Linked DNA regions of Homo sapiens: region 2 is linked to region 1. Evidence: chromatin loops called from intact Hi-C (ENCODE). Cell type or tissue: heart left ventricle. All regions are shown on one strand. Links, peaks and the distances in the headings refer to the core of each region. The heading gives the core; the rest is flanking DNA. Region 1 has its middle 12 kb from the start of FAM242B. Region 2 has its middle 100 kb from the start of FAM242B.

The links. Peaks named below come from ENCODE experiments on the same cell type or tissue, not always from the same donor. Only the 100,000 strongest peaks of a DNase experiment are listed, where the experiment ranks them.
Region 2: it touches region 1 in a loop (16-fold over the local background); 29 of 110 quality-filtered maps call a loop at or near these places.

Annotation. Positions count from the first base shown.
Region 1 is chr20:29,534,264-29,539,646 of GRCh38, forward strand. No RefSeq gene overlaps it. Among named protein-coding and RNA genes, the nearest start is that of FAM242B, 12 kb to the right of the region's middle. In heart left ventricle, for the core only: no CTCF peak of the experiment used is centred there; no DNase peak of the experiment used is centred there.
Region 2 is chr20:29,442,781-29,448,163 of GRCh38, forward strand. No RefSeq gene overlaps it. Among named protein-coding and RNA genes, the nearest start is that of FAM242B, 100 kb to the right of the region's middle. In heart left ventricle, for the core only: a CTCF peak has its summit at 597 (motif pointing right); DNase peaks (open chromatin) are centred at 2,641 and 2,901; H3K4me3 peaks cover 233 bases; H3K27me3 peaks cover 651 bases.

The DNA.
Region 1 (5,383 bases), core at 232-5,231:
ATAAATTGAAGCTTTGTGTTGGAAAATGCAGAAAACAAATCAGCATTCTTTATAAATAGATCTTACTGCTGGTTTAGAAATTACCTTATGTGCTTTATAGATGATGGAAAATGAAATCAGCTGCAGTTAGCAGTGTGCATGCATCGTATTTGCTGTGTCACTTTCAGAAAGGTTATGGAATATTGGCAGGTCAGGATTCTCAAAATGATAAGTTCTAAGAAGAGGCTAAATGAAAAAGAATTTTAAAAGCAAGCCTAGTTGTTTAATATATACATGGACGAGTTATGGGGAAATCCTGGACTGGGAACTAGCAGATCAATGTTCTGACTTTTACTAAGTCATTGGCTGCTACAGCAGGCCGAGCAGACATAACTGTCAAGGCTGCCTGGGAGTTGGGTTGATTGGCAATTGGCACAGGGAGAGAGAACAATTGCCAGAATAATGGCCAAATATTCAGAGTTTCATGTTCAGTGAAGCAGGACGTGCATTTGTATTCCAAGGGCAAAAGTGATGCTAGAATCTGGGCTTCCTGGCTGAATCTGAGTCCACAGTCTGATGAGTAGGATGAAGTAGTCTCAGAAATCCAAGCCAGCCAGAACCCATGAGGTGTGCTCTGCAGACATTGGCTGGCGAGCTGCATTAAGATGTTTCATTTCATTGAGCAAACATTCCTTGATTGGTTAGGTTAGCCTCCCACAAAAGCAGAGACAAATTCTTCAGAATTTGTCCATGAAGCTATAGTCCCAGAGCTTATATTTCAAGGGAGGAGGGAGGAAACAGCATCTCAGGATGGTAGGTGATTACAGCTAAACTGAATTCTGAAAATAAAAGGAACCCTATGTCTTTGTCTGCTCAGGCTGCTGCTACAAACAACTGTAGACTGAGTGGCTTAAACAGCATATACTTGTTTCTCACAGTTGTGGGAATTCAAAGATTAAAATCTGGGCCAGCAGAGCCAGTGTCTGGTGAAGGCCCTCTTACTGGTTTGCAGGTGTTCTTGTTGTATCTTCACATGGCTGAGAGAAGAGGGCTGTAGTCTCCTGCTCTTCTTATTAGGATGCTAACCCCATTGTGGGAACTCCATCCTCATCAAAACCAAATTACTTCCCAAAGGTCCTCCTTCTAATGCCATTCTACTGTTAGAGTTTCAACATGTGCATTTGTTGATGCAAACATGCAGTGCACAGCATCTAATCTAATCAAATCAGTTGTCCCTTGAATAAAATTCTAGCTCCTATAACAAGACTCAAAATTATGACTTGGTTGTTGCCAAAACTGTCTATCTGGATTTGCTAGAAATCAAACATTCTTGAATATTTCTTCTAAAGATTTTCTCATTCCTACCCTATTGTGTATATTTACAGAATTCTTAAATAATTACATATACAAGGCTTCTATTAGCTCTGACGACAGCTTCTATTAGCTTTGACGATTGCAAGCAGCTTTATAGCACTGTAGGTAAAAGCATGTGCTTTGAAATCATACAATAAATTTATTAAATGCTAAGCATTTTATATTCACTATTTAATTTTATCATCTTAATCACCTTCATTATTACCTCCATTAAACCCTATTTGTTGGCTACTTATATTATTCTGATTTTGCAAATCTAAATTTGAGAGGCTTTCCCTATGTCACATAAGTTAATAAGTGGCATAGCTGGGATTTGAATTAAAGTCTACCTGATTCCAAGATCTATTTACCATTGTTCTACAATATGTACTTTTTAGGTCCCTGAGAATGCTAACAGCCTTTCTTTTGAAATCTACCTTCTTTCTGGATAGCAGCTTTATTAATATGTGATTAGGGCACCACATTTCAGGCAACAAATTCTTTGAAATCTTTCATTTCCATAGTGAGATAAGGATCAGTTCTGTGGCATTGTCAGCCAGAAAACATCATTTGGAGACGACCTTGTACAAGAAGTAGAAGACACAGCTGGGGGCCGGCGGAGGACAGAAAACTCACAGCTTCTGTCCATACCCCTTTCACTTCCTCCTCAAGGAGATGGACCTCTGTGGTTGGTCAAGCTTAAGGATCTTTTATGGGCCACAGCTAATGGTGAAATCTTCCTAACTCTGGGTGAAGATTAATGGGCAAGTTGGAGAGTTAAGGTAGCTTGTGGCTGCTCCTTTTAGAAGAAAGTCTGATCAATGCTCTCTTATTTGTGGAACCCCTCTGTTCCCCCAAATGCTTGGTAAGACATGCCTGAAGACCAATCCTGTGTCAGTAGACTTCATATCTACTCTCTTCTACCAATCACACAACTACAGACAAATAAGAAAAATAAAACAAAGCTCAGACACACTCCCCTGGCATGGAGGCCACTCTCTGGCTGGCTGCTTTTCTCTACCCTGGCACCTCCTGGGCGTTTGGCTCTTTCTTAGATCAAAGCGAGACATGGGTTTGGGATTAAAGAGAAGAAGGTGAAAGGGGTCTCTGGCCTGCTTTGGCATTAGACCAAGTAAATAACAGAGTTCTGACTTAAGCTCAGTTCCGTAGAGCTTTCTCTGTGTTTGGGGAAAATCTCTGATAGTAATGAAGTGATATTTTACTGTTCTTCCTTTTCTGTACATATATCTCTTTCTTAGGTATGTTGTGAGGAGATTTGTTCCCGGGACAAATATATTTCTCAAATAATAAGTCTTGAAAGTCAAAATGATGCCGCAATCCATGGACTACAGAATAGATGTTGTGTTGGCAGGCATGAAACCAGCATGTGTTTCCCTGTACATCTCCATTAGAGCTCTTTAGTTACCAGGTACATTGTCAAAAAGCTGAAGTATTTGAAGTGAATCTTTTTTCTGAGCTGTAGGTCTCAACAGTGGGATTAAAATACTCAGTAACCCATGCGGTAAACAGCTCTGATGTCATCCAAGTGTTGTTGTTCCATTTATAGAGCACGGGTAGTGTAGATTTAGCATAATTCTTAAGAGGTGCCCTAGGATTTATGGAATAGCAAATGAGCATTGGCTTGTAACAAGAAAGTCAGCCTGTCCTTTAAATCTTTTTCTTTTTCTTGATATAAGGTCTCACTCCATTACCCAGGCTGGATTGCAGTGGCATGATCTTGGCCCACTCCATACTTGACCTCCTTGACCCCACAATCCTCCCACCTCAGCCTCCTGAGTAGCTGGGACTAGTAGCATGCACCACCATACATGGCTTATTTTTATTTATTTATTTATTTTTTGTTAGAGACAGGGTTTCACCATGTTGCCCAGGCTGGTCTGAAGCTCCTAAGTTCAAGCCATTCCCCCACTTCAGCCTCACAGAATGCTGGGATTACAGGCGTGATCCACCCTGTCTGGCCTCTAAATTCGTGTTATGGAGACTCATTTTCATGGTTAAAATGTCCTGAATTGACTGTGGCCTGTTGGGAGGCGGGATGGAGGAAACTACTTATGGAAAATGAAGAAGAAAGGGAAGCACATCAGAAGCAAGAAAGTGTCATCAATTTTTACGTCAAAGACTCCATGATAAAAAGAAAGTACAGGTGGTTTGTTATCAAGGCTGACCATTGGACTGTGGACTGCACATACATCTACCAGGTTCTTCTGGATAGTCACAGTTTTAAATTTTTGACCTGATATTCATGAACACAGTGCTACTGGTCAGACCTTTGTCCAGGTTTAAGCTTCAGAACATAATGTCTTCATGCAGTGGGAGGCCTGGTTAGGGTTATGATTCTGCCCTGGGGCATCAGCCCCTTCTGGCCTGGAGGTAAACTTGGCATCTACTACTTACCTCTACACTTGAACAGCCAAGGATGGGCTGAGCACAGAGGCTCACATCTGTAACTCCAGCACTTTGGGAGGCCAAGGCAGGAGGATCGCTTAAGGCCAGGAGTTCAATACCAGCCTGGGCAATATAGTGAGACCTCATCTCTGTAAAAACAAACAAAACCGAAGATGGGTGGGTGACATGGAGCAGTTCAACATGGGAAACCATTAATCTGAGAGCTGGAAGGACCCTTAGACCAGCCCCCCATTAACAGATGAGACTCTGCCCTGAGATTATAGCCTAAGGTAATGCATTGAGCTTTTCTAGAGATTTGAAAATAATCAATCCTAAAACCCCCAAGCATACTGCTACTGTTTGTTATTGAATAATGTTTTCTAGTCTGGGGGTGATGGCTCCTGCCTGTAATCCCAACACTTTGGAAGGTTGAGGCAAGTGGATCATCTGAGGTCAGGAGTTTGAGACCAGCCTGGCCAACATGGTGAATCCCCGTCTCTACAAAAATACAAAAAATTAGCAGGCCATAGTGGTGCGCACGGGTAATCCCAGCTGCTTGAGAGGCTGAGGCAGGAGAATCCTTTGAACCTGGGAGGCAGAGGTTACAGTGAGCCGAGATCACAACATCGCACTCCAGTCTGGGCTACAAGAGTCAAATTCCATATCAAAAATAATAATGATAATAATAATGTTTTCTACAAGCAAGGAGTTACTTTGTACTGTGAACTGGTGNNNNNNNNNNNNNNNNNNNNNNNNNNNNNNNNNNNNNNNNNNNNNNNNNNAGCCATTACAGGCTTGAGCCACTGCACCCAGCTTGTCTGTAGTTTTTAAAACAAAAACGGCCGGGGTGGTGGCTCACGCCTGTAATCCCAGCACTTTGGGAGGCTGAGGCAGGTGGGTCACGAGGTCAGGAGTTCGAGAGCAGCCTGGCCAAGATGGTGAACCCAGTCTCTTCTAAAATTAAATAAATTAGCCGGGCGTGGTGGCGGGCACCTCTAGTCCCAGCTACTCGGGAGGCTGAGGTAGGAGAATCGTTTGAACCCGGGAGGCAGAGGTTGCAGTGAGCCGAGATCATGCCACTGCACTCCAGCCTGGCCACAGAGCAGGACTCCGTCAAAAAAAAAATTTAAAAGATTAAAAGTTAAGATAGATTTTTACAAATATATATATCTACCATTATAGTGTCATACAGAATGGTTTTAGTGCCGTGAACATTCTCTGTGCTCTGTGTATCCATCTCTTCCTTCCCCTTGGTCCATGGCAACCACTGATCTTTCTACTGTTCCCATGGTTTCACCGTTTCCAGAACGTCATATAATTGGAATAGAACAGTACGTAGACTTTTCGGATTGGCTTCTTCTTTTAGCAATATGCATTTAAGTTTCCTCCATTTATTTTTTTCTGGCTTGATAGATCATCTCTTGCTAGCAGTGAATAATATCCCATTCACATTATACTTTTTTCAAGACTCACAATGTACAGCGTGAAGAGTAAACGTGAATGTGCACTGTAAGCTTTGAGTGATAATGAAGGGTCGAGGTAGGTTCCTGGTTGTCACAGGTGTGCTCCTGTGAGGCAGGAAGCTGTAGTGGGGAGGCTGTGTGTGGGGAAAGGGACATATGGGAAGCCTGTACTCTCTGCTCCG
Region 2 (5,383 bases), core at 304-5,303, 91 kb before region 1:
TTTTTTCTAAGTTCATTTAGCCAAAAGCTGTTCTAATTTTTAGATATACATCCCAGGGATGTTTCAGTGACAGTAGAGGAAGCGGCTCCCACGGTGCCGAGAGAATCCTGCAACGACAGAACATTTACTGAAGTCCAGGAGGCTGTGGGCATCCCCATGAGCCAAGTGGAACCACCAAGGTGTCCAGCGCATCCCCTTGAAACCCCATTAACTGAAGCTCTAGGAGGTCATAGGCATTTGCCATACACCATCCTATCTACCCCCAGCGGTGGACATCTCCAGCCCTACCGAGATGACCCCCACTGCGGGCTGGGGGGCAGATGTCTGGCTAACAAGCCTTGCCCTAATTCACTGGTTTGTCATTTGTGATGCCCAATTACAACATCTGGAATGCTCAGATGCAATCCCTACGACTAGGCATCTGCATGACTGTGCATCTTTTGTTCAGCAAAGAAAGCCTGCTGGAGAACAATTTCAAGGAGGTGGGAAATGCATAAAGCCTGAAGGGACAGGGTTCTCTTAATGTGCTGCTCAAAACAAAACAAACATTTTTGTAAACAGAAAACCTGACCAGAAAAATACATTACAATGACCACTAGGTGGCGATGGAGTATTGCTGAAGGGACAGCAAACAATAAGCGGAGTCTGAACTGTGGCCAGAAAGATGTGAAACTAAGCGGCAAAGCAGCCCAAATATGAAATATTGAGGGCAACACATGTGGTTAGTGTATTTATCGATACCACAGAAGCAGCAGCCAAAAGGAGAGCGGACATATATTCTCTCTCTAAAGAATATAGTTGACTTAAAAACGTTTCCCCAAGAACTTTACTGAAATAGCACTGGAACAAGCAGCGATAGTTAACCAGGGAGTCTGGAACTGCCATAGTATTCACTGCAAGAAAAGGGAAACTGAAATTAATGAAGCAGACAAAACTCTCCCCAGGTCATGGTACCAGAAATGTTGATGGCTGATGTAATACCTTGTTTCTTATCTTCTTAGTTTAAGAGACACACAGCAAAAGAAGTACAGCATAATTTATTGCAAAAAAAGAGAATATTTTGAAAATTAAGTGCAGAATAGACGGTACGGTCTGAGAAAGAGATTCCAGGGCAGCCTGCTCATAAAAGTGAGACAGAGCTAATTATTGCTGGAGAAACCCTCTTTATGGGAGTTTTGCATGATTATTCATAAGAAGGTGGAAAGAAGTGTTGCAGAAAGCATGTTCTGACTGGTCTTCTGGGTGCACAGTGCAGTAGCTGTACACATTTGTGCATACATTGCATGTCTCAGTAGCATCTTAAATCTCCACCCAGGAATGTGTTTTTTACTGTTAAAATAAACAAAGGGTCAGGTTGAAGACAGATAAAATCAAAATGCAAATGCTTTTTATAAGTAAAAGTCCCTACTGATGATAGCGGGTTTCAAATGACCCCAAGTGCTCCACATCTTAAAAGTTGCTCCCATAAAGCTGGAACACTATCTGTTCCTGAGGTATCAGGTCCCATATGTGGCTCCGAGTCACTGGCAAGCCAGGCCTGACTTGAGATGAGACCATTAATTTCAAGTGTAAAATGCCTAAATAGTCAGCAACTTCAGGTTGCATTTTGGAGCATGTCCACTTAAATGGGTTGATGAAAATGGCTCACAAGACTCACGCCTCGGAGTCTTAGCAGATTTTGTGCGACCCAATAATTAACCTTCTGATGACTAGACTTTCACAGTTGTGAAAAAGGCGACTTTGAGAGTGACATTTCCAGGAAGCCACAGCCCTTGTCACCCCCTGCAGAGCTCTGAAGCTGCTCACAAGCAGGCCAGGTGAAAGATTTCTCTCAAAAACGGTTAAGTGCATGCTCTGGCTAGAGAAAAATGAGGGTTGCGGCACAATCGACTGTGTCTCAGACATCAGGAAAGTTTCCACAGCAGTTTAGGAAAGAAGGCAGCGCCTAGGGCTGCAGAAGACGTAATGCTCTGGAAAGAACCCTGGGTGCAATTGAAAGAGGAACCTGAGAAGGATAGGCTCAATCGGGTGAGGACAAACCGGCCATTTGGGAAAAGGGAAGGTGTCTTCGTAGGGTAATACCCTCCTCAATGCCCAGCCCAGACCTGCCCTCCAGGTGCACCTGTGTACTCACTCTCCTTGCAAAGAGTTGGCATAGCATAAGAACTCAGGAGTGCTTTGGACTCTGGGAAGTCCACACCGCTCTAACCCTCCCTCCAGGGCTATGCACCCCGGATCCTGGTACATGCTGGGAGTATAGTTCTGAAGCCTACCGACAAACAGGCTGAGAGCAGTTAACGGACTACAGCTCCCAGCATATTAGGTGGGGCGCGTACCACTCTGCCCCTTCTTCCAGTTCTGCGCCTCGCCCTGGAGCCTGGCGCATGCTGGGATTGTAGTCCTGTAGCCCTTTGACCAAAGGGTTGGGAGTGTTTATGAGAATACATCTTCCAGCAATCCTAGGGAGGCGCACACAGCCCGGTCTCTTCCTCCAGTGACACGCATTGTCCCTGAGACTAGTGCATGCTAAGATTGTAGTCCTGCAGCTCTTTGAGGAAAGGGCTGGAAGAGTTTATGAGCATATATCTCCCAGCAAACCTAGGGAGACGCACACAGCCCCGCCTCTTTTTCCAGTGACGCGCACTGTCCCTGACCCCGGTGAATACTGGGATGGTAGTCCTGTAGCCACGGGACCGGAAAGTCTGGGAGTCTTTATGAAACTACATCTCCCAGCAAGTAGAAGGAGGCACCCACAGTCCAGTCTCTTCCACCAGTAATGGGCACTGTCCCCGAGCTGTGTGCATGCTGGGACTGTAGTCTTGCAGCCCGGTGATGAAAGGGCTGGGAGTGTTTATGAGACTACATCTCCCAGCAAGCCCACCGAGGGGCGCATGGCCTTGCCTCTTCCTCCAGGGACGCGCACTTTCCCTGAGTCCGGTGCATGCTAGGATTGTAGTGCTGCAGCCCTGTGACCAAAGGACTGGGAGCGTTTATGAGACTGCATCTCCCAGCAAGACCAGCAAGAAGTGCGGAGCCTCGTCCCTTCCTCCAGATATTAGCGCACTCTCCCTGAGCCTGGTGCATGCTGAGATTGCAGTGTTGCAGCCCTGTGACCAAAGAGCTTTGTTATAGTTATCTGTGAAGTATTCAACAAATTACTTTACTTAATTATTACTGGAAGCCAGAACCTCAGTTGCGTTCACTTTTTGGATATTATATGAGTGAAATTGTATAATATGTATACTTTTACATCGACTTTCTTCTATGCAACATTATAGTTATGGTATTAATTCATGATATTGCAGATAGCTATAGTTTGTTTATTTAATTTTTTTTTTTTTTTACTTTGTGGTAAAGTGTACATCAAATTAACCATTTTAGCTATTGTAAGTTTGCAGCTCAGAAAAATTAACTACATTCACATTGTTTTGCAACTATCATTCCCATTCATACGGACCTTCTTTCAACTTGCAGAAACAAAACTCTATACCCATTAAATAAGCTCCTTGTTACTCCCCTCAGGCTTCTAGGAACCACTCTTCTACTTGGGTTTCTAGAATTTCTTTACTCTAAGTATCTCATAATTGGAATGATTCAGTATTTGTTCTTTTATGACTGGCTCGTGTCACTTTGCTCAATGTCCTTAAGGTTCATGCATGACATACCATGTGTCAGAATTTCCTTATTTTACATAGCTGAATAATATTCCACTGTATGTATAAATCACATTTTATCTATTTATTCATTGATGGTAATTCAAACAACACTTGAGTAATTCAAACAGCTTTCTGGTGATGTGAGTAATGCTGCTGTGAACCTAGGTGTATGTGTATTATTTTCTGTCTTTGCTTTCCTATCTTTTGCTACATACCCAGATGTGAAATTGCTGGATCGTATGGTGACATTACATGTAAATTTTTTAGTTACTATGTTGTTATTTTATAGCAGCTGTAGCATTTTACATTTCCACCAACAGTGTACAAGGGTTCTAATTGCTCCACATCCTCACCAACACTTGTGATTTTCTGTTTTGTTTTCTTTCTTTTGGTAGTAGCTATGCTGATGGGTATTAAGCGATATGTCATTTGGGGTTAGATTTGCATTTCACTAATGATGAGTTTTGTTGAGCATCTTTTCATGTGCTTATTAGCCACTTTACAAAATTTTTAGAGAAATGTCTGCTTAGGATTTTGCCAATATTTTAAACAGGTAGTTTGTGTTATTGTTGCTGAATTGTTCTTTGCGTATTCTGGATAGATTCCGATTCATCTATTTTTCTTTTGTTTCTTGTGTTTTGGGTGTCCTGTTAAAAAAAAAAAAAAAACACTGCCAAATCCAGTGTATGACATGTTTCCCCTATATTTTGTTCTAAGAATTTTGTAGTTTTAGCTCTTACATTTAGGTATTTGATCCAGTTAGTTAATTTTTTCTTATGGTATAAGTGAATGGCCCAGGTTCATTCTTTTTACATGTGGGTACCGAATTTCCCCAGCCCTGTTCTGCCTCTGACCGTCGGTCCTGTGTGGGTTTACTTGGAGGTGCTTTGCCTTGGAGAAAGGCGGGTGGACGGTGGTGGGGGCAATACAGCCCTGATAACACCTTGACTTAAGCCCAGTAAGACACGTGAGCAACAGGCCCCCTTGCAGAGGGCAAAGCAACGTGGAATCCGAAACCAAGCTTCAGTCGGCCTGAGTGTGACTCCTGTGTGGACGGGACTATCGGCCTCGCGCTCCTTTGCAGGCTCAACCTGGGGCTATCTCATCTGTGAACCATGTGGATGAAAAATGGACAACCACCCGAGTTTCGGCTCATTGCTCTCTGGGCAATTCTCTCATTCCCTGGGAGACGAAATTCGTCTGAATCGCTCCCGGATGAAGCAACCCAGGCTGGTTATCCGGAGGGCCGGTGAGCGCCCCGCAGACCAACGCGGCTGTGGGCCGAGCACTTAGCCCGCACTGGGCACCCAACATTTTTCCGGAGTGCGAGGTCCTGCTGGTCCTGGAGGCAGAAGACCGCTTTTCTCTCTGCCTTCTTTTCTCTGTCCCTTGCTCCCTCCCTNNNNNNNNNNNNNNNNNNNNNNNNNNNNNNNNNNNNNNNNNNNNNTCCCTTCCTCCCTCCCTCCTTCCCTCTCTTCCTCCCTCTATCCCTCCATCCCTTCCAAGGTCCCTCCGTCCATCCGTTCTTTCCTCCCTCCATCGCTCCCTCCCTCTCTGTCTCCGTTCCTCTCCCCATCTCTGCCTGAGTTCCCTCCCGCGTAGAAAGGGCAGCACCCCGGTTTGCGCGGGGTCTCGGGTCTGCATTTAGCTGTCAGGCGCTCCACGGTGATAGCGAGGAAGCTGGCGGGGCACGGGTAGGCGAGTGACGGTGGCGGGGGGAGGCAGAG